7 separate regions of the Homo sapiens genome follow, and all the other regions are linked to region 4. The links are chromatin loops, found by intact Hi-C in ENCODE. Cell type or tissue: PC-9. All regions are shown on one strand. Region 1 overlaps TMC1 (transmembrane channel like 1). Region 2 has its middle 32 kb from the start of ANXA1. Region 3 has its middle 77 kb from the start of ZFAND5. Region 4 overlaps TMC1 (transmembrane channel like 1). Region 5 has its middle 13 kb from the start of LINC01504. Region 6 has its middle 24 kb from the start of LINC01504. Region 7 holds the start of LOC101927234 (a long non-coding RNA gene).

The links. Peaks named below come from ENCODE experiments on the same cell type or tissue, not always from the same donor. Only the 100,000 strongest peaks of a DNase experiment are listed, where the experiment ranks them.
Region 1: it touches region 4 in a loop (9-fold over the local background); 33 of 110 quality-filtered maps call a loop at or near these places.
Region 2: a loop joins it to region 4, with 16 times the contacts of the local background. A loop is called at or near these places in 5 of 110 quality-filtered maps.
Region 3: a loop joins it to region 4, with 4 times the contacts of the local background. A loop is called at or near these places in 17 of 110 quality-filtered maps.
Region 5: it touches region 4 in a loop (11-fold over the local background); 104 of 110 quality-filtered maps call a loop at or near these places.
Region 6: it touches region 4 in a loop (6-fold over the local background); 106 of 110 quality-filtered maps call a loop at or near these places.
Region 7: it touches region 4 in a loop (5-fold over the local background); 26 of 110 quality-filtered maps call a loop at or near these places.

What each region holds. Positions count from the first base shown.
Region 1 is chr9:72,820,298-72,824,297 of GRCh38, forward strand. It overlaps TMC1 (transmembrane channel like 1), which reads left to right. Exons shown (of 24, transcript NM_138691.3): 20 at 545-784. Among named protein-coding and RNA genes, the nearest start is that of LINC01474, 52 kb to the right of the region's middle. In PC-9, a CTCF peak has its summit at 2,296 (motif pointing left); a DNase peak (open chromatin) is centred at 2,294.
Region 2 is chr9:73,181,848-73,185,847 of GRCh38, forward strand. No RefSeq gene overlaps it. Among named protein-coding and RNA genes, the nearest start is that of ANXA1, 32 kb to the left of the region's middle. In PC-9, a CTCF peak has its summit at 2,284 (motif pointing left); a DNase peak (open chromatin) is centred at 2,234.
Region 3 is chr9:72,440,274-72,444,273 of GRCh38, forward strand. No RefSeq gene overlaps it. Among named protein-coding and RNA genes, the nearest start is that of ZFAND5, 77 kb to the left of the region's middle. RefSeq lists an enhancer at 3,920-4,000. In PC-9, no CTCF peak of the experiment used is centred here; DNase peaks (open chromatin) are centred at 2,178 and 3,238; H3K27ac peaks cover 2,827 bases.
Region 4 is chr9:72,591,302-72,595,301 of GRCh38, forward strand. The region is part of intron 2 of TMC1 (transmembrane channel like 1); the gene reads left to right. Among named protein-coding and RNA genes, the nearest start is that of TMC1, 72 kb to the left of the region's middle. RefSeq lists an enhancer at 1,361-1,420. In PC-9, CTCF peaks have their summits at 1,616 (motif pointing left) and 1,816; a DNase peak (open chromatin) is centred at 1,630; H3K27ac peaks cover 498 bases.
Region 5 is chr9:72,290,584-72,294,583 of GRCh38, forward strand. No RefSeq gene overlaps it. Among named protein-coding and RNA genes, the nearest start is that of LINC01504, 13 kb to the right of the region's middle. In PC-9, a CTCF peak has its summit at 1,864; no DNase peak of the experiment used is centred here.
Region 6 is chr9:72,279,427-72,283,426 of GRCh38, forward strand. No RefSeq gene overlaps it. Among named protein-coding and RNA genes, the nearest start is that of LINC01504, 24 kb to the right of the region's middle. In PC-9, a CTCF peak has its summit at 1,698 (motif pointing right); a DNase peak (open chromatin) is centred at 1,705.
Region 7 is chr9:72,525,086-72,529,085 of GRCh38, forward strand. All of the region lies in intron 1 of TMC1 (transmembrane channel like 1), which reads left to right. LOC101927234 (a long non-coding RNA gene) reads right to left here and starts at 2,580. Exons shown (of 3, transcript XR_001746721.3): 1 at 2,482-2,580; 2 at 178-284. It overlaps LOC124902347 (small nucleolar RNA U13), which reads left to right and starts at 2,151; the gene lies at 2,151-2,254. RefSeq lists enhancers at 1-227, 228-789, 1,780-1,829, 2,170-2,339. In PC-9, no CTCF peak of the experiment used is centred here; DNase peaks (open chromatin) are centred at 296 and 2,396; H3K4me3 peaks cover 1,717 bases; H3K27ac peaks cover 4,000 bases.

The sequences.
Region 1 (4,000 bases), 230 kb after region 4:
CAAAAAACTTTTTTCATTTGTACAGTCGTGGCCCACTGCAACCTTGACCTCCTGTCATTAAGCAAAAACTAATTATTCATGACAGAAGTGATTAATGCAAATGTACAGTTTTTTTGAGTAGAAGAAGTGACTTTAAGGGTTAATTATTTTTAACAAGTTATATTTATAGGTGTATTAGTCAATGATATAAGTGTTGGGGAAAGTTTATTTTAGAATTAGAAGAAAGAAGTAAAACAATTGTAAATATTGTTTACTCTGTTGTAGTTTAAATTCACTAATGATAGTAGGTATAGTTAGTTACAGCATCCTTTCTATGAAATAATTATGATATGCAATTCCTACAATAATGGGGAAAGTGGCAAAATGTGTTTAGAAGTTGGAAATAGATAAGTGCAGTTTCTTTATGAAAAGGGTTTGTCTGGTTGAAAGTGGCAGTGTATTTTCTGCCTTTGGAAAAGAAGCATGATGTCAAATAAACAGGTGCAGTGTGACTTTGTTATGGAGTAAAGACTCAAAACTGAGCAGAGTTCTGTTTTCTTTCTAGGATGGGCTCCTTCTTTGCTCCCAGCCTCCCAGGCATCAATATCCTTCGACTCCATACATCCATGTACTTCCAGTGCTGGGCCGTTATGTGCTGCAATGTTCCTGAGGCCAGGGTCTTCAAAGCTTCCAGATCAAATAACTTCTACCTGGGCATGCTACTGCTCATCCTCTTCCTGTCCACAATGCCTGTCTTGTACATGATCGTGTCCCTCCCACCATCTTTTGATTGTGGTCCATTCAGGTCTCTTGCTTTTGAAATTTGACTCAGGCATCGTGTTCTTTCGGGGGTGGAGGTGGGAATGGTCATTCATTGTATAAGCTATTTTTTCCCCCCAAACAATGACATTTTTGGTTGGTGGAAATGAGATCCCGGCTGGGCGCAGTGGCTCATGCCTGTAATCCCAGCACTTTGGGAGGCTGAGGCAGGCAGATTACCTGAGGTCAGGAGTTCGAGACAAGCCTGGCCAACACGGTGAAACCTCGTCTCTACTAAAAATACAAAGAAAAAAAAATTAGTCGCGTGTGGTGGTGGGTGCCTGTAATCCCTGCTACTTGAGAGGCTGAGGCAGGAGAATCACTTGAGCTCAGGAGGCGGAGGTTGCAGTGAGCTGAGATGGTGCCATTGCACTCCAGCCTGGAGGACAAGAGCAAAACTCTGTCTCAAAAAAAAAAAAAAAGAAAGAAATGAGATCCTTTGGGTATTCAGGTTCAATAGGTGACATGGAGATTCTTAGGCAAGTTCTGTCTATTTCCTCATTTGGGAATCATAAAAGAGAAAATACTTTATACTTTTCCAGGCTCTGCCTGGGTAAAATATGTATGGTGAATCTGAGCTGTTTCCATGTTAGAGGATAGCTAAGAGCAAGGTCTGATGACAGTGGTCTGGATGTGAGTTTGCCTGACTCTGGGCCGTCACATCCAGACGTGGTCAGCTATCACTACTTCTCTTGTGCATTACTACCTTAAAAAGAGAGAGAGAGAGACAGACAGAGAGAGAGAGAATACCCCACACTTTACCTAGGAAAGAGAATTATTACTAAATACTAATGAGCATAAGGAGGGCCACCCAATTTGTTATCCAAAATATCACATGCTAGTGAAAAAAATTAAGGCTGTTCCACATATATATTCTCTCCTAATTATCATTCAAGTCAGGAATCGAGAGTCACAACGGCTCCTTGATCCAATTTAGAGATACACATTTCTACAGTTCTCTATGACAGAGCTCTCTTCTCTCTATGACACATATCAGAAACCTAAGTCCCTGGGATCTGGAGGATGAAGTTTCTTTCCCTAAAGGGCCTTAGAAATGAATCTACTACAAGTTCTCCCAAGAATCTCTGCATGTTGATTCACTGGCCAGCATGCACTTGAGCTGTTTCTCCTTTTCAGTGAAGGAAATGAGACTGTAAAAAGCCATGTGAATGATATGCATGATGCTGTAATGCCCACATATAATTCCTCCATTATGTTGTCAGACCCAAGTTATTTAATTAAAGTCAAAAGGTTCATTGCTGACAGACTAAGTATATAAGAGACATTTTCACTCTTAACAGTAGTCTGAGTTATTGCTTTGCTGGAAAACAAGAAAATGTTAAGCCAGCTGATCGAGTTAAACTAGCTGGACCTCTGTCTACTCAGAGAACTGATGTTGAGAAGCTCTGTTAATTCCGTTGTGTGTGTGTGTGTGTGTGTGTGTGTGTGTGTGTGTGTGTGTGTGTTTCCAAGTGGGCTGAAATAAATAATGCAGACAGTGACATCTGGAGACTAAATATGAAATTACAGTCTTGATGAGACATTCGTCTCAATAAATTCCGAACCAATCTCAGAGTACAAAGTTCAAGGAATATGCCATTCAAAGGCTTTAGTTAATTGCAAATTATTCACACTACTTATTATCCAGGATAAGTTTAGGTGTGCATTAAGCTATTAATTGGAAGTTGATCCTTCTCAGTAAAACATAGCAAAGGACCCTAGCTGCCTGTAAGGGAAACCACACAATGTAAACATGGATCTCCACAGATGCATTCAGATTTACAATACGTCTTAGACATGAACAATAGTTGCACAATTTCAGCTTCTTAAGCCCTAACTCTTCTGGCTTTCCTAATTGGCAAACTTAGGCAAAATTATGGCATGTAAATCACTATTTTGAAATCAGGGAAATTTATTTTTTATTTTTAAAATTATTTATTTGTTTTTTAATTTCCATAGGTTATTGGGGAACAAGTAGTGTTTGGTTACTTGAGTCAGTTCTTTAGGGTGATTTGTGAGAAATCAGGGAATTTTAAATATTTTCAATGGAGTACTGGGAAGGGTTATCTCTATGCTATTTAGATTTTTTTTTTCATGTCAGTTTCCTCACTTTAGAGCCAAAGGATGTTTGCATTGTTTATTTGTCTGGACTTAAAAGTTTGAAAGGATTGTCCTGCTCTAGAAATGAGGTGAGAATGCTTGTATGCTTGTACTAGTGGGTGCCTCATAGCTTGTCATCTTTATGAACCCCAAGTTTTAGGTGATTTGCTTAACCTTCCTGGTGAAGGTTGTCTGACTCTATCTAGATCCTGGGCAAGCAGGAATTTAGGAAATATAAATTTGAACTAGGTTACTGGAGGTATCACAGTGATGGCTAGTTGCTCTCCAGTGTAGGGAAGTTTTCAGGTAAGATGGCTATAGTATATTTATCCATTCAGTAAAGCAATTTGATGAGATATTCTAGCTTGTCTGGTTTTATAAGACCTGGCTAGAGAGGGTAAATTTTCCAAGAAATTATTCCAATAGGCTAGTAAGTGGATTTATCGTAAATAGTTGACAATTTAAAGATGTCCAGATGAAGGCAATTCTAATTGTTCTATAGCATTTCCTGACACCTGATGTTTCCTCCCATCTATGTCAATAATTCTGAACAATTTATAGTTCTCTAGGTTTTTATATACATCCCTGCTTACATTATGACAATTTTATTTTTCATATATTTTCATCTTACTGCAAAGATAATATGTGTTTATGCTAGAAAACCTAAACATTGTAGAAATATTTTTACATGAAAAGAAACATGGCCCATAATCTTGAAAACCTGAAATAACAACTTTTTAGCATTTTATATTCTGTTTTGCCTTTCATGCATGATTTTTCATAACTGAGCTTGTACTGACACAGGATGTTTCTCAGCCTCTTCACTGGACTCACAGAGGGGCACCCTGTCTACTCGGCCTGCTGTGCTTAACCCCTTGTGGGAGGAAGCACGTGGGCAAGTGAGTGCGGGATCTGGCGAGACACACTGGGCACTGACACAGGAGCAAGCTCCATGTGGGGCCCGTGGCCAGACCAGGTGTGTCACCTTGAGGAGAATGCAATGGTGCCCAAGTGCCTATGACCCTAAAGCCCCAGAGGGGGTGTTACAATGCTTCCTGAGTTCCACCATCCTCAGCCTGATGGATGGCAGTGTCTTAGCAGC
Region 2 (4,000 bases), 590 kb after region 4:
GGGGGATCCTTGATATTGGAGGCCAAAGTCTGTATTTGGTTAACTGGGATGTGAGAGACTGCTATTATTCCAAGAAGGACAGTCATCATCAGATCTTAAATAAGGTAAGACACAAAGTTATTTTTATTTCTAGTGTATGAAAACTAGGGAGATTAGAAAGGTCAGATTAACTGAAGACAAATTAAAAGGATTGTACATTTGCTGTACATATAAGCTGTGATTCATAGTAAATGTATGTCCTAGTCATATGTGATAGTTTTTCTAAAATTATTTTAAATGTACAAAAAAAATCTTTGTTTATGCTTTCAGTGAGTTTTGTAAACGTTTTCGAGACAACAAATAAACAAAAATCTCATTTATTTTTAAAAGTTACAAATTTGACTTCCTATATAAAAGAACACTGCAACAAAACCATGTATTAAGTGAAGATTTTTAAAAAGTGAATACATTTTGCCCATTGTTTCTCTGTGACTTGTTTTGATGAGTTTAGTAGGAAAAGACATTGGTGGGGGCATATTATTGCTCCTTCATACTTTAAATCTTTCTTTACTGGTTCTCTTCAGCCTTCATTTAAAACATTTAAGAATTTTCCATCTGCAAAAAATAAAAACAAAAATAAATAGCATCTGATCTAATATATGTCCATGGCTTCTGCTGCCACCGTAAGCTAAGGACAGCATTACCCTCTTCAGTGAAATAATGGGTAAATCATCATGAGGGCTGTTTAGTGAAAAATAACATCAAAACAGAGCTGAGAGGAGGAATTTCTGATTCACTGGGTTCTTCACCAAACTATCCTACTTCTGTGGTAGGAGGTGAGTATGTCTATGTGGACGTTAAAAGTATCCTTTGAGTTTTGATTAAAGGGCCTAAATGGTGTTGTTCAGAGTGCAAAGCCTTGATAACTAAAATATCCTATCATAACTACTCATATTTGACAGTGAAGAACAGTATAACCTTTCTCCAATAAAATGGTGGCATAAAAATTAAGAACCATGAAATTATTTTAAATAGAAAAACTTGGCTAGTAAATATATTTACTATAGAATGATGACGTACTGTCTTAATAATGTTTGATATTAGCCAATTATTCTAGAAAAATGAGGAAAGTGTTGGAATAAAGAATGCTAGAATACTAAATAAAGAAATTTATCTATTGCACTTTTTGGAGAACATATTTTCTGACAGAAAGAACAGAAATGAACTATAATATTTTCAACATGATTCTCATATCCTGTAGAAAGCTTGTAAGTTTTTCTCTAGGGAGCTGTAAAAGACACAACTGTGATACAAACAGGCATAGCGTTACTAGGCTGAAATTTTTAATCTGTTGGCTTCAGTATTTCCATAGATTTCCCAAGTATGTCAGCATATTTTTTGATATGCATTAGCTATAGTATTTGGCAATATAATTTATAATTATTTTAAATGTACAATTTCAACTCTTGTACACTGTTGATGGAAATTTAAATTAATAAAGGTATTGTAAAAAACTGGTGGAGGTTCCTCAAAAACAAGAATTACCATATCATCCGAAAATTTCACTTTTGGGTATGCACCCCCAAAAATTGAAGTCAGTTTGTTAAAGAGATGTCTACACTCCTATGTTCATTGCAGCACTGTTCACAATAGCCAAGTTTTTTAATCAACCTCAGTGACCAGGCACAGGTGGGTGGATAAAGAAAATGTGGTACATATGCACAATCAAGTGCATATTCAACCTTAAAAAAGAAGGATATTTTCTCATGTGTGGCAACATAGATGAAATTGGAGAACACTATGCTAAGTGAAATAAGCCAGAAACAAAGACAAATACCACATGTTCTAACTTACATGTGGAGTCCAAAACAATTTAACTCACAGAAGCAGAGAGCAGAATGGTGGTTACAGAGACCAGTGAGTGGGAGGAATGGGAAGATGATGGTCAGATGGTACAACATCTCAGAAAAGAGAAAAAATTCTTTTGAGTTTTATGACATAGAATGAGAAATGTAGTTAATAATACAGAATTGTACATTTTAAAATTTAAATTGCAAATGTTCTCACCACAAAAAAATATTGTTTGAGGTAATGGATATATAAATTAGCTTAATTTAACTATACCACATTGTATTCATAAACCATAACATCACTTTGTACTCCATAAATTTATATAATCATAAATTGTCAATTTATAATAAAAGATAAAAATATTTATTTTAAATGATCACTCATGAAAATGTTTGCCTCTGGTTTCATCCAACTTTTGATCTTTTCTGCCATCTAGTGGTAATGTTTTAAAACTTCCTTCTAAGTGTATACAAATAATTAAAAAATGAAAAAGTACTGTATTACAAAATGTAAAAGTAAAATGTAAAAGCATGTTCTGTTGCTTCACAAGGTCTGAAATCTAACCTAGGACCCATAAGCCCTAGGCATGAAAAATATTGGGGAAAAAATTTAAAGAATATAAAATAACTAAAATTGTCAACAATGGGTAAGAAGTATATATTATATATATGTGTATATATATAGTATATATACACACACACACATATATACACTGTGGAAATATAGAATGATTTTATATAATATATTTATAATATTTATTTGAAATAAAGCACCAGAAAGATAATTTGGATTTACCTTGCATAGTATTAATGGATGGGAGGGGCTTCAATATGGCTGAATAAAGGTGCCTGGCACTCGTCCCCTCCACAAAGAACAACCAATGCAGTACATAACTGCACATCCATCGAATAGAACATCTAAAAGAGAAGACTGGAATTCATCTGGAGTCCACACAATGGCATTACTCCAAAGAGGGAATTAATGCTGAGTCACACTCACCCACTGAGACCCAAGAAGTTGGCACCATGGCATCAGTTTGAGAACTCAGATCCCACTAGACTGCATTTCTTCCCTCAGGCCCAACAGTCCCATACATCCCCACATCCCTGGAGAACCATTGACATCCCTCCGCATTCACCTAGAGGGCTGCAGCAGCACAATGCTGGTTAGACCAGGCAGTGAGACAGGGTTTCCAGCATTTTAGCCAACACAGTGTCCTACACCCCAAGGAATGTGTGGTGAGGCACACTAGGGAGGCTGCCCCAGGACAAAGAGATCAGAAGTGTGCACTCCTCAGAGCCTGAGAGATGGCTGCCACTGCCACTGACAGCAACTATCCCCTTCAGTGGCAAGAATACTTTGCAACTGCATATGCCTTCAGAGGACCTAAAGACTGGTTCTGGGGCCTGAGGAAAGACACATGATGCCCACTGCCACCATCAGCACCACCACCAGTGCCAACACACATCATTCTGGGGCCTGGGGACAGATCAACCTGCCCACTTGATATGGTTTGGCTGTGTCCTCACCCAAATCTCATCTTGAATTGTAGCTCCCATAATTCCCATGTGGCATGGGAGGGATCCAGGTGGGAGGTAATTGAGTCATGTGGAAGAGTCTTTCCCATGCTGTTCTCATGACAGTGAGTACGTCTCACAAGATCTGATGGTTTTATAAAGGGAAGTTCCCCACACATGCTCTTTTTGCCTGCTGCCATGTAAGACGTGACTTTGTTCCTCCTTCACCTTCCACCATGATTGTGAGACCTCTCCAGCCACGTGGAATTGTGAGTCAATTAAGCCTCTTTATTATAAATTACCCAGTCTTGGGTATGTCTTTATTAGCAGCATGAGAACAGACTAATACACTGCCATTGCCAGCACCCATGTACACCTTAAGGATCCTGAGGAAAGACCCTTTCTGCCCACTGCCAACCCCACACACACTACCTGAGGACCCAGGGACCTACCCACCTGCCCAGCCCACCGCCACTACTAAGAAAACTGCCTGGAAGCCTGAGGACTGGCCCTCCTCGACCCACTACCACCAACACCCATGTATACTGCCTGAAGTCCCAAGAACCAGCCCCCCCCCCCGCCAGCTGTTGCCACCACTGGTGCCTGAGGACTGCCTCACCTGGTGTCTCCATCCCCAGTAAAGGCTCACCAAA
Region 3 (4,000 bases), 150 kb before region 4:
CCGTCCTGGTTCCACTTTTCTATCCCTTAGTGTTATTGCTTTCTTTCCACCAAAATAAAACCTTTTTTTTTTTTTGCAATCTATTTGCTCCAAATATTATTTTCCTGGGACAAATTTCAGTTTAACAGCTACCCAAGTGTTTAGATAAAGGTATGAAACACTGAAGTGAAATCCCTGGACTGGCTAAAGTTCCGGAGACTTCCATGTGTCTTCCTCTATCCTTCATATAATTTCTTGAAACAGTGGGGATGTAGCTGTGAGAAGCACTTTAGTTCCTCTTTCAGGGCCTTGAAGAGGTCAGACCCTTCTGAGAGGAAGAAAGCATCTGGGTGACAAATATTGGAACTGGGTTTCGGGAAGCAACAAAGCTGGACCAGAAGTCCAGGCAGACCCAAAGAGCAGGGGAGGGCTGGCTGCTGGAACAAGGTGCCTTGTTTAGCTCTGCAGAGACCTGGGACCAAAGATAGAGTTCTCAAACTGGGGAAATGGCTTATAACAGCCAATATCTGCTGGGATTCAGGTGCCGTTGCCTAAAAAGTCAAGATTTAGGATGTTAATCCAGAAAATTGACAGATGTTGGCCAGGTACTGTGAATATCTCAGCAGTTTTGGGGCTGTGATCAGAGAAAGATTGTTCTGGCCACACTCAGTGCCCCTAGATATTCTACAGATACCCTAGCTCATAGTTCGCCTTCAAAACTCACCTCGACATCCCCATTCCAGAAAGCTGTCCCTGACCACTCAATCAGGAGTGCAGTGCCTATCCTAATGCGTCCATGGAAACTTGTCTGTGAGAGCTTCCATCAAACCGACTTGTGGTGGCCTTTTTATCTGACTTTCTTCCTAGATCATTCCAGCACAAGGGCACAGACTGTGCACTTACACTGTGTCCACTGTGCTGATCACATGCCTGGCCCAGCGTGGATACTTAGCAAATGTTTGCTGAATGAGTGAATACAAGAATGATGTCCTTTAGGATGGCAGACAAAGGAAAACTTGAGCCACTGCAACACTAGACCTCAGAAGAAAGTTCTGCTACCAAAACGGAAAAATGTGTTTTTGAACTCAAATTGTGTTTGATGGCCTTCTTACTATTAATGGAGATCAACAGGTTGTAGAGAGCTGCATTATCAGTAGATGGGAAGCAAAGGAGGAGCGAGAAGCTGACTCATTCCCTTGAGCTTGCAAAGTATACAATACACCCCAGACAATGGGGAGAAACATCCATCCGCCCATGGAAATCAGTGAAACAAAAGGGGCCTGGGTGGACACCCTTGCTTCCCTCCCGTGCCTACTCTGGCTCTCAATCTATTTGTTTTCACCAAGGCTCTATATTTTGGGACTTTTGTGTTGGGCTCCTCCCCATCTCTCTGGGATAATAAAACCAGAAAAGAAATACTGGGACAGGTTCTGGCATGTGCAATTCTGTGTGAGCCATGGGAGTGGATGGGGCATTTGGAAATTTATGGAAGTTGAATGCAAAGTATGAAGAGTTGGACTGGAAAAGGAGTAGGTTGGGACAGGTGACTTCTGCTTTTCTTTTAAGCCTTTCTATATTTGAATTTCTAAAATTACCTGCATAAATTACTTCCATAAAATAACAAAAATACTTATTTTTCAAGACAACTAAGAGTCAGATGGAGATAGCAGTCTTGGGGCATGCAGGGCAGTGGGAGGGAGTGAGTGAAGAGAGGCTGTTTTCATGTCTGGTTTGGCTCCTTTATGAGGCTACTGCTGCTCTGGCAAGATGAACTGGGCCCTGTGTGAAAGGAACACTTGCTCAGGATTCCTGGATTTAGTTCTTCACAGGCCAACCTCTCTCCACACTTCAGTCATTGCCCCAGTTTCTTAACTCTATTAGCTGCCAGTCCTGTGGCCCATTTACCTTCTTCATGATTTGTGCACTTAGTTTCTGATCTCAACTTCCTTTCTAGTGACATTTCATTTCTTGTCCTAGATCCTAAAGTATTCATGGTCAGTTTCTAAAGTAATAGTCTTCCTGACTTGACTTGTCCCCAGGTTACCTCTTCCAGATGCTTCCCTGAGAGGATGCTCTCTCCTGTTTTGTCTCAGTTCTTGCAGAAGTACCTATACAGCCAAAAGGACCTAGAAAAGGCCTGAAAAGGGTTGATAACAAGCAGTAAAACCAGGGCGGAACGCTTGCAGACATACCAACATTCCTTTCAAGACCTGACTCATCCTCTTCCTGGTTGGGTCATCTTGTATAAGTTACAGAGACTTTCTGAGGCTTGATTTCTTTATCTGCAAATGGAAGATACTAATAGTATTTATCCCTTAATAAAAGTTCACTATCTCTTTGGCTAGAGTCACAGAAAGAGAAAAAAGTTCAAAATCACCACTGTAGCAGAAGTGTAAAGTTATTTACGCTGTTTTCAAATACGCAACAACAACAAAGTATGGCTCCTTTTTTATATACTAGGTCTGTTGTCAGCAAAGATCATCCTCACTCAACCACCCCCAACCCAAAGGGTGACAAGTGCAGTTTTAGTCTCACCAGAATTTTATTCAATTTTATAAAGAAAATCATGACTTTAGGTAAATTCTTTATCTCTTTTAGATAAAGTGCTCAGTCTCTCAGGTTTCTGCTCACTCTGTTTCTCTTCAAGATGACATCTGAATGTGAGGCTTAAGCGACTTCAGCAGGACAGAGGACATTGGGAGTTCTTGGCATCCTTTTGACATTGTTGGTCTCTGCTGTGTCATGGCTGGTCCGCGCTGCTCCCTGGACTCATGACCACTGGGAGGGACTGGTGCAATTTTGGGGTGTTCTGCTGGCATATGAACTGAAGCCTGTAACTGGTGTAATGCATGGACCATTCTTATCCTTGCTGACATGACCTTACCTTGTTAGTGCTGCAGAGGTCCAGTGTGACTTTCCTAGCTCTTTTTTTTTGAGGCAGAGTCTCACTTCGTCGCACAGGCTGGAGTGCAGTGGTGCCATTTACTTTGACCTCCACTTTCTGGGTTCAAGCAATTCTCGTGTGTCAGCCTCCTAAGTAGCTGGGATTACAGGCATGTGCCACCATGCCTGGCTAATTTTTTTTTTTTTAATTTTTAATAGAGATGGGGTTTCACTATGTTGGCCAGGCTGGCCTCGAACTCCTGACCTCAAGTGGTCCACCCCAGTTGGCCTCTCAAAGTGCTGAGATTACAGGCATGAGTCACTGTGCTAACCTCTCCTAGCTCTTCAAACAGGAAGTCTGCCCTGCAGTGTAGACCGCAGTATGATTAGCAGTTGGTTCTGAGTCACTTGAGCCCTGATTTGTGGTATTTGCAGACTTTTGTGGTGCAAACATTTCTGCCTTGGCATTTCAAGGTACCAGTGTGGTGTCACCAAATGTGAAGTTGGAAAAAGATCTGCCTTACAGATACAATAGATACATATAAGCTCAAGAACATAGATAATATGTAAAATGTAGTCTAATAACTATGGAGTGACAATTTTGAATATTTCTTGTCTTTATTTTTAATAGAATTAATTTAAATGTAAGTTGAAATATCTTTGTTTTTAAGTATTGCTGTGTTTAACAACTGGCTTGCAAAGTTTCTTATAATTTAATAGGCAGGTCTCTGACCCGGTGAACCATCTCTGGCTCACCACTAACAGGTCATCTCATCTTTTTTGTCAAGACATCTTCTATCAAGCTCCTAATCAGGCCCTCAATCAAGTTCCATGTTCTCTTTGGCGGCGTATTGGAAGCGTGAAGTTTAGGCCCACACTTTGCTATCCACAAGCTGACAGAGAGGCAACAAGAGACACAGTATGCTCTCAGCTACTAAAAAGGAAGTGGGACAGAAGCTCCTCTGCCCATGCCATTAATCTTGACTCATATAACTCACTTCCCCCTGGTGGAGTCTGTCAAATAGTCAGAATGTCAAATTCCCCTAGACTCTTGAAGAAAACTCACTCAATGGCCAATTCACAAAAGCCCATTTCACCAAATGAGAAATTCATGAAATTTAGTTTCTTTTTGTTTTAG
Region 4 (4,000 bases):
CTTTCCAGAGGAAACTTCTAAACAATATCAAAGCCTTGGTGTCACCCACAGAGATCCTGATTTAATTAGTTTAGGTTGGCTCCCAGTAGGTTATAAAGTGTGTCAGGATTGAGATTCACTGTAGAAGGAAGTGTGAATATGGAGAAGAATAATTACAAGGCTATTGCAGTAGCCCGGGTAAGAAGTGATGGAATAGGTTCATGGCAGTGGGTTTCTGAAGCAGTGGTTCTCAAACTGTAGTGGATTTGAGTATCACCTGGAAGTCTTATTTATTTATTAGAGATGGTCTCACACTGTTGCGTAGGCTAGAGTGCAGTGGTATAATCATAGCTCACTGCAACCTTGATCAGCCTTCATCTCCTAGGCTCAAGCAATCCTGCCACTTCAGCTTCCTGAGTAGCTGGGACTACAGGCATGGACCACCATGGCTATTTGTTTGTTTGTTTTTAATAGAGACAGGGTCTCACTCTGTTGCCCAGGCTGGTCTCAAATTCCTGGGCTAAAGCAAGCCTCTCTCCTTGGCCTCCCAAAGTGCTGGGATTATAGCCACTGCACCTTGGCACGGAAACCTTGTTAAAATGCAGATATCTGGGTATCATTGATTTAGTAGGTCGTGGATGGGGCCTGAGAATTTGCATTTCTGACAAATTACCTGGAGGCGCTAGTTGCTAGTTTAGAGATCACACTTAGCATCTAGTGGGTAGTGGTCAGGGATGCTGGTGAATATCATACAATACACAGAACAGCCCTTTTGCTGATCACTGATCGAGCAAAAAAACCATCTGATGTGGTAGATAACATCAACAGGATTTGATCAGCAGGGTAAAGGACAACTCCAGGACTCTTACAGTTTTCTGAATTTCACAACTAAATGACGAGTTTCACTATTCATTGACATTCAGGAGACAGCCCTACAGACCTGAGAAGATGGTGAAGTCAAAGCTACACATATATTTGAGGGTTACCTTTGAAACAGCTAAGAGGATACATCAAGCAGGAACATATATGTGGAACCTGGAAGGGAAGATCATTACAGATATAAACTTGGGGATCATTAAAGCCAGGAACTTATCAATGGCATCAGTCAGTTCTCTTTTCTTTTACTCTTATCATTGGTGTCAAAGCTCTGGCCTCTTTTTGTTGGTTCCACTCAGGTGCCGTGATCCTCCAGCCTCAGCACCTTGCTGTGAGCTCTCCTTGGGAGGCTGCCTCTCCCTCCTCCTTCAGAATTTACCCCCTACTTCTCCTTTGGGTCCCACCTCTCAGGCTTGGTCATGTGTGGCATTAGCAAGCAGGTGTGCGTGTTTCCTTCTGAAGCACAAATCAAAGCCATGGTTATGTATCTGTGGGATTATTTGCTAAATGGCCACCTCTCCTGCTAGATTCTAAGTTGCCTGCAGTGACTGGAGAACATCCCTAGGTATCAGATGCTCAATGTCTTACACTTATGGAACCGTCAAAGACAGCTGTTAAATGTCCAATGGGTCAGTTAGGGAGATGGTGGTTGTTAAAACTGTGATGAGTTCTCAGGAAGAGGGAGAAGCAGTTACCTTTGTGAAGCAGTTGTTGGTATTTACTTAGTAATGAGATTAAATTTCCTAGGACAGTGGGTGTGTGAACCAGCAATAGCGCCATCTGCTGGAAGTAAGTGATACAACAACTATTATCTTGACTAGGCTCAGGGCTGTTAAAACAGTATTGCTCTGGGAGAAAAGAATCATTTTTTTTAAGGTTAAAAATGTGAGTAAAATTCTTTAGAGTGAAGATAGAATTTCTTTTGAAATGGTTGGAAAAATTGGATAATTATTGAAAATAGTGTTCAGTTTTCAAAGAGGAGAGAAACCTTCAAGTCACTGTAATTAAGAGAAGTTTTATTGAAAGAACACATGGAATAAGGAAGTTAGATATCTCCACCCAAAACCAGCATTTCAGAAAACAGAAACAGGCAAAAATCTGGCGGAGTGTGGTGGCTCATGCCTGCAATCCCAGCCCTTTGGGAGGCCATGGTGGAAGGATCGCTTGAAGCCAGGAGTTTAAGAATAGCCTGGGCAACATAGTAAGATCCCCATTTTCTTTTTTCTTTTCTTTTCTTTTCTTTTTTTCTTTTCTTTTCTGAGACAGAGTGTTGCTCCTTTTGCCCAGGCTGGAGCGCAATGGCATGATCTCAGCTCACCACAACCTCCCGGGTTCAAGAAATTCTCCTGCCTTGGCCTCCTGAGTAGCTGGGATTACAGGCATGCACCACCACACCTGGCTAATTTCGTATTTTTAGTAGAGACGTGGTTTCTCCATGTTGGTCAGGCTGGTCTTGAACGCCCGATCTCAGGTGATCTGCCCACCTCGGCCTCCCAAAGTGCTGGGATTACAGGCATGAGCCCCCGTGCCCAGCCCCAAGACCCCCATTTCTATTTTAAAAAAAAAAAAGAAGAAGAAGAAGGAAAAGAAAAGAAAAATGGAAACAGGCGAAAACCTAGGCTTCTCAAAGACTGAAGGGTATTTTGGAACTGACTGGATATTGCTCATCTCTGGCTGGTTGTGTTGCAGCCTCGTTGGTGGCAAGTGCAGACCCTCAGTCAGTGACCTCCTTTGTTGCTCTTCCATCAAAGGGCCCCCTTCTCCTGCCCAGGCATGGTGTTACTAATATGGCGATGGTAGGGGCAGGGGCTGCATCTATGACGGGGAGAGGTATGAGAGTATACTCATCATTCTGCTGTTGTCTTTGTTAGTTTGTTTCTAATTTCTATTGTTGGGGAGAAAGATAAATTCTTCCCTAACCTCTTGGGATCTTCACCTGGGTCTAAGAATTAAATCACTGTAAGACAGGTTAACAGGAGAAAAATATATGAGTTTTATTGATTTTTACATGTACGCGGAGACCCTCATGAGACAGCAGAAGACCTGAAGAAATGGACAAAGCAGAAAGCTCTAATACCTTTTAGACAGAGAAACCATAAATTCATGAAGAGCTGACAAGACAAAGGGGTTTGGGCCAGTGGCAGTAAATTGTGGGAATTCACTAGGGAGGTGTAAAGATAGAGGAAGATAAGGGATAGTTTAGAAAGTTTATTTGTACAGCTCCATTGCAGCATCAACTCCCAGTCAATGGTGATAAGAGTTATTTTCTTATTCTGGTACAGGGAGGGCAACTTTCTTAAATAAATCTTTTTGGCTTACGACAGGTAGAAGAGGGCAGATCACATAGCCCTTTCCGGCATCTGCTGTTTCTCAGGTGACTTTAGCTCAAAATAATCAACATGCCACATCAGCAAATTTTGGGGTGACATGGCCTGTTTCGCTATGATAATGGGAAAGAAATCAGACTTTTTAACTTTGAATTAGAAAACACAAACTTTGACTATGTCCCACAATTTATGTGACTGATTTCATATTCTATCACATCTATTTTATATTCTCTCATATTCTCCTCATGAATTTTCCCCTAGAATGTTGGGGGAATTTTGAAATGACTTGGGGGGCATGCTACAATTCGAAAAGGAGAGAGACATACTCTCCAATTCTCTCCCTGCCTGCCTCACAATGTGCAGCTCTCCTCTGCTTCTTCTTCTTCTTTTTTTTTTTTTTGAGACAGCGTCTCACTCTGTCACCCAGGCTTGAGTGCAGTGGCGCAATCTTGGCTCACTGCAAGCTCCGCCTCCCAGGTTCAAGTGATTCTTCTGCCTCAGCCTTCCGAGTAGGTGGTACTAGAGGTGTGTGCCACCACGCCCAGCTAATTTTTGTATTTTTAGTAGAGACGGGGTTTCTTTATGTTGACCAGGCTAGTCTCGAACTCCTGACCTCAGGTGATCTGCCCACCTCAGCCTCCCAAAATGCTGGAATTACAGGTGTGAGCCAACATGCCTGGCCTCCTCTGCTTCTGATTCAACTGCTGCTACCGATAGACTTACTGAAGGATTTGAAGCCAAATGGTATTAATTTTGGTCAGTTACTTCCCTGTATCTGGTGTCCTCACTAGACAGAACTTCTGTGTATGGCTACTTCA
Region 5 (4,000 bases), 300 kb before region 4:
CAGAGGGACCCTGAGCCCAGCCCATGCAACCATTTTTTTCCTCCTAAACCTCCAGGTCTGTGATGGGAGGGGTTGCCATGAAGACCTCTGACATGCTCTGGAGACATTTCCCCCATTGTCTTAGGGATTAACATGCAGCTCCTTATTATTTATGCAAATTTCTGCAACTGGCTTGAATTTCTCCCCAGAAAATGGGATTTTCTTTTCTTTTTTTTCTTTCTTTTTTTTTTTCGAGATGGAGTCTCACTCTGTCACCCAGGCTGGATTGCAACAGCACAATCTCATCTCACTGCAAACTCCGCCTCCCGGGTTCAAGTCATTCTCCTGCCTCAGCCTCCTGAGTAGCTGGGATTACAGGCACCTGCCACCATGCCTGGCTAGGTTTTTGTATTTTTAGTAGAGGCTGGGTCTCACTATGTTGGCCAGGCTGGTCTCAAACTCCTGACCTCGTGATCCACCTGCCTCGCCCTCCCAAAGTGCTGGGATTACAGGCGTGAGCCACTGCGCCTGGCCAGGATTTTCTTTTCTATCGCATTATCAGGCTGCAAATTTTCCAAATTTTTATGCTCTGCTTCTCTTATAAAACTGAATGCCTTTAACAGCACTCAAGTAACCTCTTGAATGCTTTGCTGCTTGGAAATTTCTTCCATCAGATACCCTAAATCATCTCTCTCAAGTTCAAAGTTCCACAAATCTCTAGGGCAGGGGCAAAATGCCACCAGTCTCTTTGCTAAAACATAACAAGAGTCACCTTTGCTCCAGCTCCCAACAAGTTCCTCATCTCCATCTGAGGCCACCTCAGCCTAGACCTTATTGTTCATATCACTATCAGCATTTTTGTCAAAGCCATTCAACAAGTGTCTAGGGAGTTCCAAACTTTCCCACATTTTCCTGTCTTCTTCTGAGCCCTACAAACTGTTCCAACCTCTGCTTGTTACCTAGTTCCAAAGTCACTTCCACATTTTCGGGTATCTTTTCAGCAACACCCCGCTCTACTGTTACCAATTTACTGTGTTAGTTTGTTTTCAGGCTGCTGACAAAGACATACCCAAGACTGGGCAATTTACAAAAGAAAGAGGTTTATTGGACTTACAGTTCCATGTGGCTGGGGAGGCCTCACAATCATGGTGGAAGGCAAAAGTCAAGGAGGAGCAAGTCACATCTTATGTGGACGGCAGCAGGCAAAAAGAGAGAGCTTGTGCAGAGAAACTCCCGTCTTTAAATCCATCAGATCTTGTGAGACCCATTCACTATCATGAGAACAGCACAGGAAAGACCCGCCCCCATGATTCAGTTATCTCCCACTGGGTCCCTCCTACAACACGTGGGAATTATGGGAGCTACAAGATGAGATTTGGGTGGCGACACAGAGCCAAACTATATCAGGAAGTAAGACATATAATTTGGGGGGGCCTTCATTTAATTTATAATTTTCTTTTTTTTCAAGATGGGGTATCACTGTATTGCCCAGGCTAGTCTCGAACTTCTGAACTAAAGTGATCCTCCTACCTTGGCCTCCCAAAGTGCTGGGATTACAGGAGTGAGCCACTGTGCTCAGCCTAATTGGTGGTGGGGAGGAGGAGGCTCTTTAAATGATAATAAAGAGCTGTCAGGTTGCTAATAATAATAAAGGGTAATAATAATAAAGATAATAATAATAGTAATAATAATAAAGAGGTAATGATAAAGAGTGTCAGGTTGGTCTTTAACAGAACGACATAGTTCTTTCCAATTTTATTTGTCATGTCACCACTATTCCATCAGGGGGCAAACTTTTTACATGAAGTTCCTTCATAAATAAGATTTCATGTCCTTTTTCATGGACTTCAATTTTTGTGTATTTATCACTGTCATAATTTGCTTAGGGTGGAGGAAGTAGAAATTATGTAAAAGAAGGCTATTCCTTAAATCATAAAGGACAAGAAATCAGAGAACATGTTCCCCAACAGAATGAAAATAGGTAGTAATGAATGCTCAGCAGTAAGACACCATCCACAAAAGCTGTGTTCAGGCATGAAGGGGTAACGTGGAGATAAGGCAATGACTCAGAAAACCCAGAAAACAGAATGCCCTTTGAAAGCATTTTTGGACCATTTATGTTCAAGTGAAGATTGCTTTGACTTAGACCAAATACAGTAATTGCTTGATTTTTTTTGCATTTAGATATCTTTCCATAGATAAATAATGAGCAGTGTATTCATTATGACTACTTGTATACATCATGGTGGGGTAAGATTATTAGACAAGAATTTAAGGGACTCAACTTAGATTTTTCTCTTCCCTCTCCTTACTTATTAACTACTTCCCTTTGCCGGGTCTTATTTTTCTCAAGCACAAAATGGAGATTTTGTCATTTGCTGACCTCACTGGGTTGTTGAGCTAATCAAGTGAAATAACACATATCAAAGAGGCTATTAAAAGAAGTAAGTTGCATACATGTAAGTTGTTTTTAAAACAAGAAACACTTGATGTCGCAACCATCCTCTTGCTGGTAGGAGACCATATTCTCAAAGGCCACAAGTAAGAGTGCATTGCATAGCCTTACATTTCTTGGAGGGATGCCAGCTGCACTCAACACTTTCATGTAAAAAGCATTTATCACTGAGGCACAAGATCTCAGCTAACCAAAGACTTTTTCTCATTGGAATGGCAAGTGCAGGTCTTGTTAGTGAACCGTGTAAGAGTCAGAAACTAGTCCCCCAAAATTATAGCGGTATTTATATACACATTGTAATTCATGAGCACTTGTTCTGTGTCAGGCACTGGGTTTAGGCACAGGGAATACTTCAGTGAACAAAATAGATGAAAATTAAATGTTTATGAGGTTTCTTATTTGCTCATTTAAAAGCCTTTAGTTTAGGGAAGTTTGCAGTTTCTCTATGTACATATTTACTTAGAAATGATGAGGACATTTCGAATCTTTAAATACAAATATTGATTTTAAAAAATTCATCTCACTCTTGGGCAAAGTTTCATGAAGAAATCAGTTTCATCTGTGCTCAATGCTAGTTATTCAGCATCCATTACCGAGGGTCTAAAAAGGTGGATGTTAAATAGAGTAGCTTCTGGTTTAATCTACATCTTCACCATTTTCCAAGATTTTTTCTCTTTTTTTCTGAAAGTTCTTCTCTATCCCCTTCTTACAAGGACTTGAGAATAAATCACCTCGTAATAAGCATTTAATAATAACTAACACCAGGTGCAGCGGCACATGCCTGTAATCCCAGCACTTTGGGAGGCTAAGACAGGAGGATTACTTGAAGCCAGGAGTTCGAGGCTGCAGTGGGCTATGACTGTGCAACTATACTCCAGCCTGTGCAACAGAGAGAAATTTTGTCTCAAAAAACAAACAAACAAACAATTTGCACAGTGCTTTTAATTCACAAAATACTTTTTTCATTCATAATCTCACTTGAGATGTCCAACAATCTTGTTCCTAGACAATATTTCCATCTTGCAGTTGAAGAAACAAAGGTTCAGGGATAGTAAGCAACCTACTCAAAGGTGCATAGCTAATGAGAGGCATTGCTCAAATTCAACATGCATTTTCTGTATCCAGATCTCAAGACCCTTTCCGAAGGCCACCTCTTTCCTGTTGCTTTAGAAAGTAAACACATCACCAGAGTCTTTGGTGTTCCAGCTTCTTTTTAGGCATGCCTAAGGTCAGATTGTCAAGAAATTTGTTATAGTTATTAAAAAGTTATGAGCAAGTGGGGCGCGGTGGCTCACGCCTGTAATCCCAGCACTTTAGGAGGCTGAGGCGGGCAGGTCACCTGAGATTGGGAGTTCGAGACCAGCCTGACCAACATGAAGAAACCCCGTGTCTACTAAAAATATAAAATTTTTAGTATTGTGTTTAGGGTGTGGTGGCACATGCCTGTAATCCCAGCTACTCAGGAGGCTGAGGCAGGAGAATCGCTTGAACCCGGGAGGCGGAGGTTGCGGTGAGCGGATATTGCACCATTGCGCTCCAGCCTGGGCAACAGAAGCGAAACTCTGT
Region 6 (4,000 bases), 310 kb before region 4:
TTTATTACTTTATGTCTCCCAAACTGCTCAAATCCTCACCTAGGTGGCATTTTAACCTAGTTTCCTTTTCCCCAGCTGGTGAAGCAGTGGTGTATGAATAAATCCAACATCCTTGGCAGGAGAAAAACTTTTTGTCTGATTACTAGAGCTACAAAATATCTCCTTTGTCCTGTTGTACTTTTGGGGTAACATGATAGTCCACTCTTTCCTGCTCTTCTGTCTGTATTTGCTGTTATGGACCATATTTGCTTTCTCCATCCTTAGCCATGGCCGTGTTTGTTTTGACATCCATAATATCCTTAGACGAGCGCTGTGGTTCTTAGCCTTGGCTGCTCATTAGAACCACCTGAGAGCTTAAAAACTTCTCAATACCCTGGCTAAACACCAGAACAATTATATAGGGATCTCTGGGCGTGGAATCCAGGCACCAGTATTTTTTTCAAGCTTCCTATGTTGATTCCAATGGGCAGCCAAGTTTGAAGACAGTGATTCTCAGACTTTTTAAACTTAGAACCCCTCACCTCTCTTAAAAATTATTGAGGAGCCGGGTGCGGTGGCTCACGCCTGTAATCCCAGCACTTTGGGAGGCTGAGGCGGGTGAATCATAAGGTCAGAAGATCGAGACCATCCTGACTAACATGGTGAAACCCCATCTCTACTAAAAATACAAAGAAATTAGCCAGGTGTGGTGGCAGGCGCCTATAGTCCCAGCTACTTGGGAGGCTGAGGCAGGAGAATGGCGTGAACCCGGGAGGTGGAGCTTGCAGTGAGCCAAGATCACACCACTGCACTCCAGCCTGGGCGACAGAGACTCCGTCTCAAAAAAATAAATTATTGAGGAGCCCAGAGTTTTTGTTCATGTCGATTATATTTAGATATTTACTGTATTAGAAGTTAAAACAAAAAGTTTAATTCATTCACTTAAAAGTAATAACAAACCTATTATATGTTAATATAAATAACATTTTTTAAAAATGAGAAATAGCTATATTTTCAAAAAACTAGAACAGCAGCTTTTTTTTCTGTTATTTTTTATTTATTTATTTATTTTTTGTGACAGAGTCTTACTCTGTCACCCAGGCTGGAGTGTAGTGGTGTGATCTTGGCTCACTGCAACCTCCACCTCCCAGGTTCAAGCTATTCTCCTGCCTCAGCCTCCTGAGTAGCTGGAACTACAGGCATGCACTACCATGCACGGCTAATTTTTTGTGTGTTTTTAGTAGAGACGGGGTTTCACCATGTGGTCAGGCTGGTCTCGAACTCCTGACCTCAAATGATCCACCCTCCTTGGCCTCCCAAAGTGCTGGGATTACAGGCATGAGCCACCGCGCTCAGCTACATTGTTTTTAAATAACTTTAATGCCTGGTTTAATAAAAAAAAAGCTTGGATTCTCATATCTGCTTCTATATTCCATCTGTTGGGAGTGCAGCATGTCATGTGGCCTCTGGAAATCTCTATATTCATAATGAGAATAAAAAAGGCAAATTTTTATATTATCATGAAAATAGTTTTGACTTTGTGGACCCTTCTTTGGGTTCCCCAGGCCACACTTTGAGAACTGATGTGCTAGAAGACTGTAGAGTGAATGATGCCAAGGGAGTTAGTTAACAAGCGTCTCTTTTCACCTCACTTTCAACTACCCTTCAGTTCTCCCTGCCCTTATTACTGTCGGCCTCTAGAGGGAGCGCGAGGTCCTTTACGCCAACACCCGCAGGCTGCTGCAGCTGAGGCCAAATTTTAAGTACCTGCAGGAGCTACAACATTAGGGAAGGGGGATCTTGGGTTATAAGAAAAGGAATGAAAGTTTTTCTTTTCCTCCTCCTTTTTGTTCTCCTTCTTTTTCTGTTCCTCGCTCTCCCTCTTAGAATTCCTGAAGCAGTTGACATTTTTCTTTGTTGAGCTTTCCTATTATTCCCATTCAGTTGGTGCAATAAAGAGCAAGACAAGCAGAGATCCGAGAGTACAGGCTAGAACCATGGTTCTCCCCCTTCATATTCAGCAGAACCACCTGGGCAGTTTGTTTAAATGTAACTTCTGGCCGGGCGCGTGGCTCTTGCCTGTAATCCCAGCACTTTGGGAGGCCGAGGCGGGCAGATCACAAGGTCAGGAGATCCAGACCATCCTGGCTAACACGGTGAAACCCCGTCTCTACTAAAAATACAAAAAATTAGCCGGGCGTGGTGGCGGGCGTCTGTAGTCCCAGCTACTGGGGAGGCTGAGGCAGGAGAATGACGGAACCTGGGAAGTGGAGCTTGCAATGAGCCGAGATCTCGCCACTGCACGCCAGCCTGGGGGACAGAGCGAGCCTCTGTCTCAAGAAAAAATAAAGTAGCTTCCGCTGTCCCTACCACAAAAGCTGTTGATTTCATAGGACTAAGGTGAGACTCATGAATCAGCATTTCTAAGAGGACCCCAGGTGATTCTAATCCAGGTGTTCTGAGGACATGGTTTTGAGAAACAGTTACCTGAGAGAAGAGGTCACCTGGGCCTACATATTTCAGGTAAAAGGAGCCTAAAGCTAAGTATACTTCGTGGGAGTGTAGAGTAAGCATGGCCCTCACCCAATGTGGCTAGAACCCTCTAGAACTCAGTATCCTGAATTTTAAACACATATCTCTCATTATGGCTAGAAAATTGCCTTTAAATTTTGCTTGTATCCCCGCTTCATCTAGAGTCTCTTCTTTCCAATGAAAACACTGGAATATGTTCATTGGGACCATCTAAGAATCATCTGAGACCAAGCTGCATGACAAAGCAGCATCAGGTAAAGAAACTGGTGATATTTAACCTGTAGAAAGGAAAATTTGATACAGATTAGGGAGCCATCTTTCAATATATAAAGGCCTACAAATGTGTTTTAAATGACTCTAAAGGTAACATTCAGAAAGTCATTGGTAACTTGGAGACAAAACAATGTTATTTGTTCTACAGAATTTTCTGCAATCACAGCTGCCCAAACAAGAAATGGACTGTCTTGGGAAGGGTGAGTTTATCATCACTGCAAGTATCTGAACACAGCTTGAACAATGACTTGGTAGGGATGACATGGGGGTGATTCAACCACAGGTTAGGTGACTGAAGAAGACTTTGAAAGTCCTTTCCAACCTGGAATATTTGATCTATGCACTGAACAAAATGGAACTTTTTTTGCCCCCTTGTTATCCTACCTATTTCTCTGTGAAAGCCTCCCAGGCAAGGGACACACAAGACCAAGTCATGCTGCAGGTTTTATTCATGGTGGCTGTGACAAATCTTGGACCTAAGTTGAACCAGAATCTATACACGCAGTTTGATTTGAGTCACTGAATTCCCTTCATCCTGAGAGTGCATGCATTTGTTGGGTACCCTGTTCTATCTTTTATTCCTACACCTGCAGAGTCCCTTAGTTCCTTGTACTCATAGTGTGGTCTCAGGACCAGGAGGAGCAACATCACCTGGGAGCTTCCTGGAGATGCAGAATCTCAGGTCCCGCTGAAAGAGACTGCAATTAACCTCTAACTTTGAGTTTAGAGGCAAATGCAATATATTCCCAACACAAAGTAGTCTATAAATGGAAGGCTCTTTCAGGAGAGGAATAGTGGTTTGTTGATCTTTGAGGGCCTTGCTCACAGCCAACTCTCAGAGTGTGTTGATGTGAAGTGGTTTATCAAGCTAGATAAAGAAAGGAGGAGCAGCAGTACACCAGGAGAGGGTAAGTCGAAATGTCTCTTGGGAGTCAGGGAGGAGTTACAAAGTAGCAGAAGGACTCTGAAGATAGTCTCCGATATAAGCTTGATCCACCTCTCTACTTGTCTAGAGTGCATCAAGGTCTCCCTTGACATTATCACTTACAGCAGGCTATCCCATAGGGCTCACCAGGTACACTCAATTTACCAGTTTGTATAGATGTGAATCGGATCAATAGCCACCATGTGGCAGGGCCAGGACCTAATCCTTGTGTGCTCTGCTCTGTCTCCTATACCTAGAGCCAATGCCTCTCTTCTCTTATCCTGTATTAGT
Region 7 (4,000 bases), 66 kb before region 4:
CATGTATGCCTATTCTTTTAAACCGGTACTTAACAATAGTATCCAGGTGTCCAAATATAATAGCTTATCTGTTTTATTTTTTCCAGAAAAGGAAACAAGGTCTTAGAGAGGTTACATTTTGCATAGGATTTTGTTAGCCAAGTCAGCATCTGTTTGCATCTTAAAAATGAGTCATACCTATTCCTTGTAAGTAGGACAGGAGGGCAGCTGGAATTTCCCAGCTCACTCCTTGTCACTGCTTCCTGCCTCTGCTGCTCTTTGTCCTCCACAGCACGCTTCATTGGCTAAAAAGTGAACCAGATACTACATTACCTCAGGGCAGTTGTAAGTACTGAGTCAGATGCCTTAGGCTTGTGTGATGGGAAGTTTAGGGCGAGACCAATGTCTTGCTTTAACAACAGTGTGAATAAGTTAATTTCTTTTGAGATTTTATTACTCAATATTCCACCCAGAAAGAAACACAGATGACACTCAGCCAATCAAAGGCCATCTGGGACTGACAAACGCAGAGCTTGTTGTAGATGACAAGGCTCAGTGGATGGATCATCACTGAAAGAAAGGGAAACAGTTTGAACTGTTGTATCTCTCTCCTTGCTCACATGAAAAACAAAAAAATCCTTGGCCAGTTGCGGTGGCTCACGCCTGTAATCCCAGCACTTTGGGAGGCCCAGGCGGGCAGATCACTTGAGGTCAGAAGTTCTGGACCAGCCTGGCCAACATGGCAAAACCCCGTCTCTACTAAAAATACAAAAATTAGCCGGGCGTGGTGGCACACACCTGTATTCCCAGCTACTTGGGAGGCTGAGGCATGAGAATTGCTTGAACCTGGGAGGTGGAGGTTGCAGTGAGCCAAGGTCGTGCCACTGCACTCCAGCCTGGATGACAGAGTGAGACTCCGTCTCAAAAAAAAAAAAAAATTCCTTAACCACAGACTAAGTAAGCATTATTGCACAGAGTGTCATTCGCTAATCTTGCTTGTGCCTGAACTTTGAAAGCACCAGCCCCTTGCTTTGGGGGCTGGGGGCGTGGGGTGTAAGTGTGTGTGTCCTCTAGAAGAAGACAACACTGAGAACAGAAGGAGAGGATCTTGGAGATTTGTTAATTTCCTATTGCAGTTAGCCTTGTCTGGGGCTCTCACTTTAGCACTTAAAATAACATACTCCTTTGCACAGATGTTATTTTTTTCTCTTCATGTGTACAACTTGAATTATCCAATGGCCTTGCTTTGAGGATATTCATCCTATCTTATTGATCCTGTCACTGTGTAGGACAATGGAGAACACAGTAAAAAACCCTCAATGGATACTACTTACACTAAATTAACTCTATGAATTCAAAATTTGAAGATGCTACTTAATCATGTAAGCCTGGTTCTCCAAAACTTCATCTGCCATGGGAAAAATCAAAGCTTGTAAAATGATTAAACTTGTAAAGGAATTAAACTCTAGGATTCACTCATTTTATAATTGGTATTTTCACCCTAAGAGCTTTCTTTTTCCTCTCTGGTGTTTAAAAACAAAGTAAAACCAGACAAAACAAGATTAACTAAATTAAAACCCCTGTGACTTTAAAAAATGTAGCCAAGAATAATGTGCAAGTGTCTAGTTAGGCCAATAGATATCCTTAACATACGTGAGCTGGGAACACAAATGAGCATGAAGGGCAAGGAAGAGCACCACCCCCTGCTTCTTTTCCTGCTCCTGTTCTTGCAGAGGGTCAGGCTTGGAGACCACATATGGTCAGCTCAACACTCAAGTCCACCAAGCAGCCCATGAGGAACTCTTCCTTCCAGAGTTGTGCACACCATGCAGTGTGGTCCACCTGCAGAAGCACACAACAGGCGCTGCCTGGGCCAGAGGTCCATTCAGGCCATGGAATTGGTCTCAATGCCATTTAGGCATGAATCCAGGGTCCTGGGTACCAGACGCATGGTCTAGGTAGGGGGTGTCATGTACTAGGTGAGCATGGGGTTCCGCTGGGCATGTTCCCTTGTCTTGTAGGATGTTAGCTCTGAGGGGCGTGGCTGGAAGAAGGCTAGCCTTGAGCCCTCTAAAAGGCAGGGCTCAGGGCAAAGCTCCCAGTTGCTCAGGCCTGTGGGTAATACTGCTTAAAAATCCCCTTGAGAACTTCTTTAAAATGCAAATATCTCGATTCTTTTGTAGTTCAAAAGCATGATGATTGGGTGTTCACAGGCATGTGTAAGACGTGACACCCTCTGAACCTCCTTATGACCCGGTACATTACCTGTCTGACCTGAAAAAAAAATGCAAATTTCTGGATTCTACCCGCCTCCCCGCACTCCGACATTACGATGTAGCAGCTCTGTGGTAGGATCCAGGAATCTGCCTGTGTAATCACAGGTTGATATTCTGGTGTTTCCTGGTTTTGCTCTGCTGATTTGGGGGATGTTTACCAGCAGGAGAGCAGCCTCTTTCCTCTGCCCTCCTCCCTTGCTGCCCTCCCCAGACCCCAGTGACTCACGCTCCTCCTGCTCCTCCTGTTGCTGGCCTCTCTGTTGTGGTTGCCAGCGCTACTTTGCAGACGCTGCCTGCTCCCTGCACGCCAACACAGATTCTGTTTCCCTGCGACCGCTGCTGCTGTTGTTTGTTCCGTCCCTGGTTTATTGTAGGAGAGCTGATTGTTCTGTTGCCACTGCTACCAAGCTGCAAACACCAGGCTCACGGTGCAAGGGGAAGGGGCTTCTCCTCTGGGTGTTCTGCCTCTATCGCCTAGGCTCTCAGGCTTTGTTGCCAATGGCACTGCGAGACCCTAAACTATGGCCTTGTGATTCCCACATCTCCATTTAGTTCTTTCTTTTGTTCTCTAAGATCTGAGAAGGAGCCCATGTCTTTCAGTGTTCCTGTTTTCTTGCGATACTTCCCCCCTCCCCGACTCCAGAATTTAGGGCAACCTTCTGCTGTGGTCTGAATGTTTATTTCTCTCCACCCCGCCAAACTTATATGTTGAAATCTTAACCCCTAAGGTGGTGGTATTAGAAACTGAAGCCTCTGGGAGGTAATTAAGTTATAAGGACAAAGCCCTCATGAATGGGATTACTGTTCTTATAAAAAAAAGGCCCCAGAGAGCTAGCTAGCTCCTTCCACCATGTGAGGACACAACGTGAAGGTGCTGTCTATGAGGAAGGGTCCCTCACCAGACACCAATCATCTGGCACATTGATCTTGAACTTCCTATCCTCCAGAACTGTAAACAAATAAATTTCTCTTGCTTATAAACCATAAGTTCATGATTTTTTTTTTTTTTTTGAGACGGAGTTTCGCTCTTGTTGCCCAGGCTGGAGTGCAATGGTGTGATCTCGGCTCACAACAAACTCCGCCTCCCGGGTTCAAGCGATTCTCCTGCCTCAGCTTCCCAAGTAGCTGGGATTATAGGCATGCGCCACCATGCCTGGCGAATTTTGTATTTTTGGTAGAGACAGGGTTTCTCCATGTTGGTCAGGCTGGTCTCGAACTCCTGACCTCAGGTGATCCACCCGCCTCGGCCTCCCAAAGTGCTAGGGTTACAGATGTGAGCCACTGCACCTGGCCAAGTTCATGATTTTTGTAATTAGCATCCAAAATGGACTAAAACCCCCATCCTCCTGAAGGTTCTGAATCTGAGGACCCAAGACTTGGCTCTCAGCCTTAATGTCCTGCTCCCACTATTTTCAGGGGGCCCAATATAAATTTCCTGAGTTTTTGAGGTGGTTGGGCTTGCAGACTGACCTTTAGTATGCCCTTTGTTACATTTACAAAATAGATTGCTTACAGGGTTAGACAAATACAGTTGACCCTCTGTATCCCTGCCTTCCATATCCATGGGTCAAAATTATTTGGAAAAAAAAATGTGTCTGTATTGAACATGTATAGATTTTTTTTTTGTATATTTCCTAAACTATATCGTATAATAACTACTTACAGAGCATTCATATTGTATTAGGCATTATAAGTAGTGTAGTTATGATTTAAAGTATGTGAGAGAATGTGCACAGGTTATACAG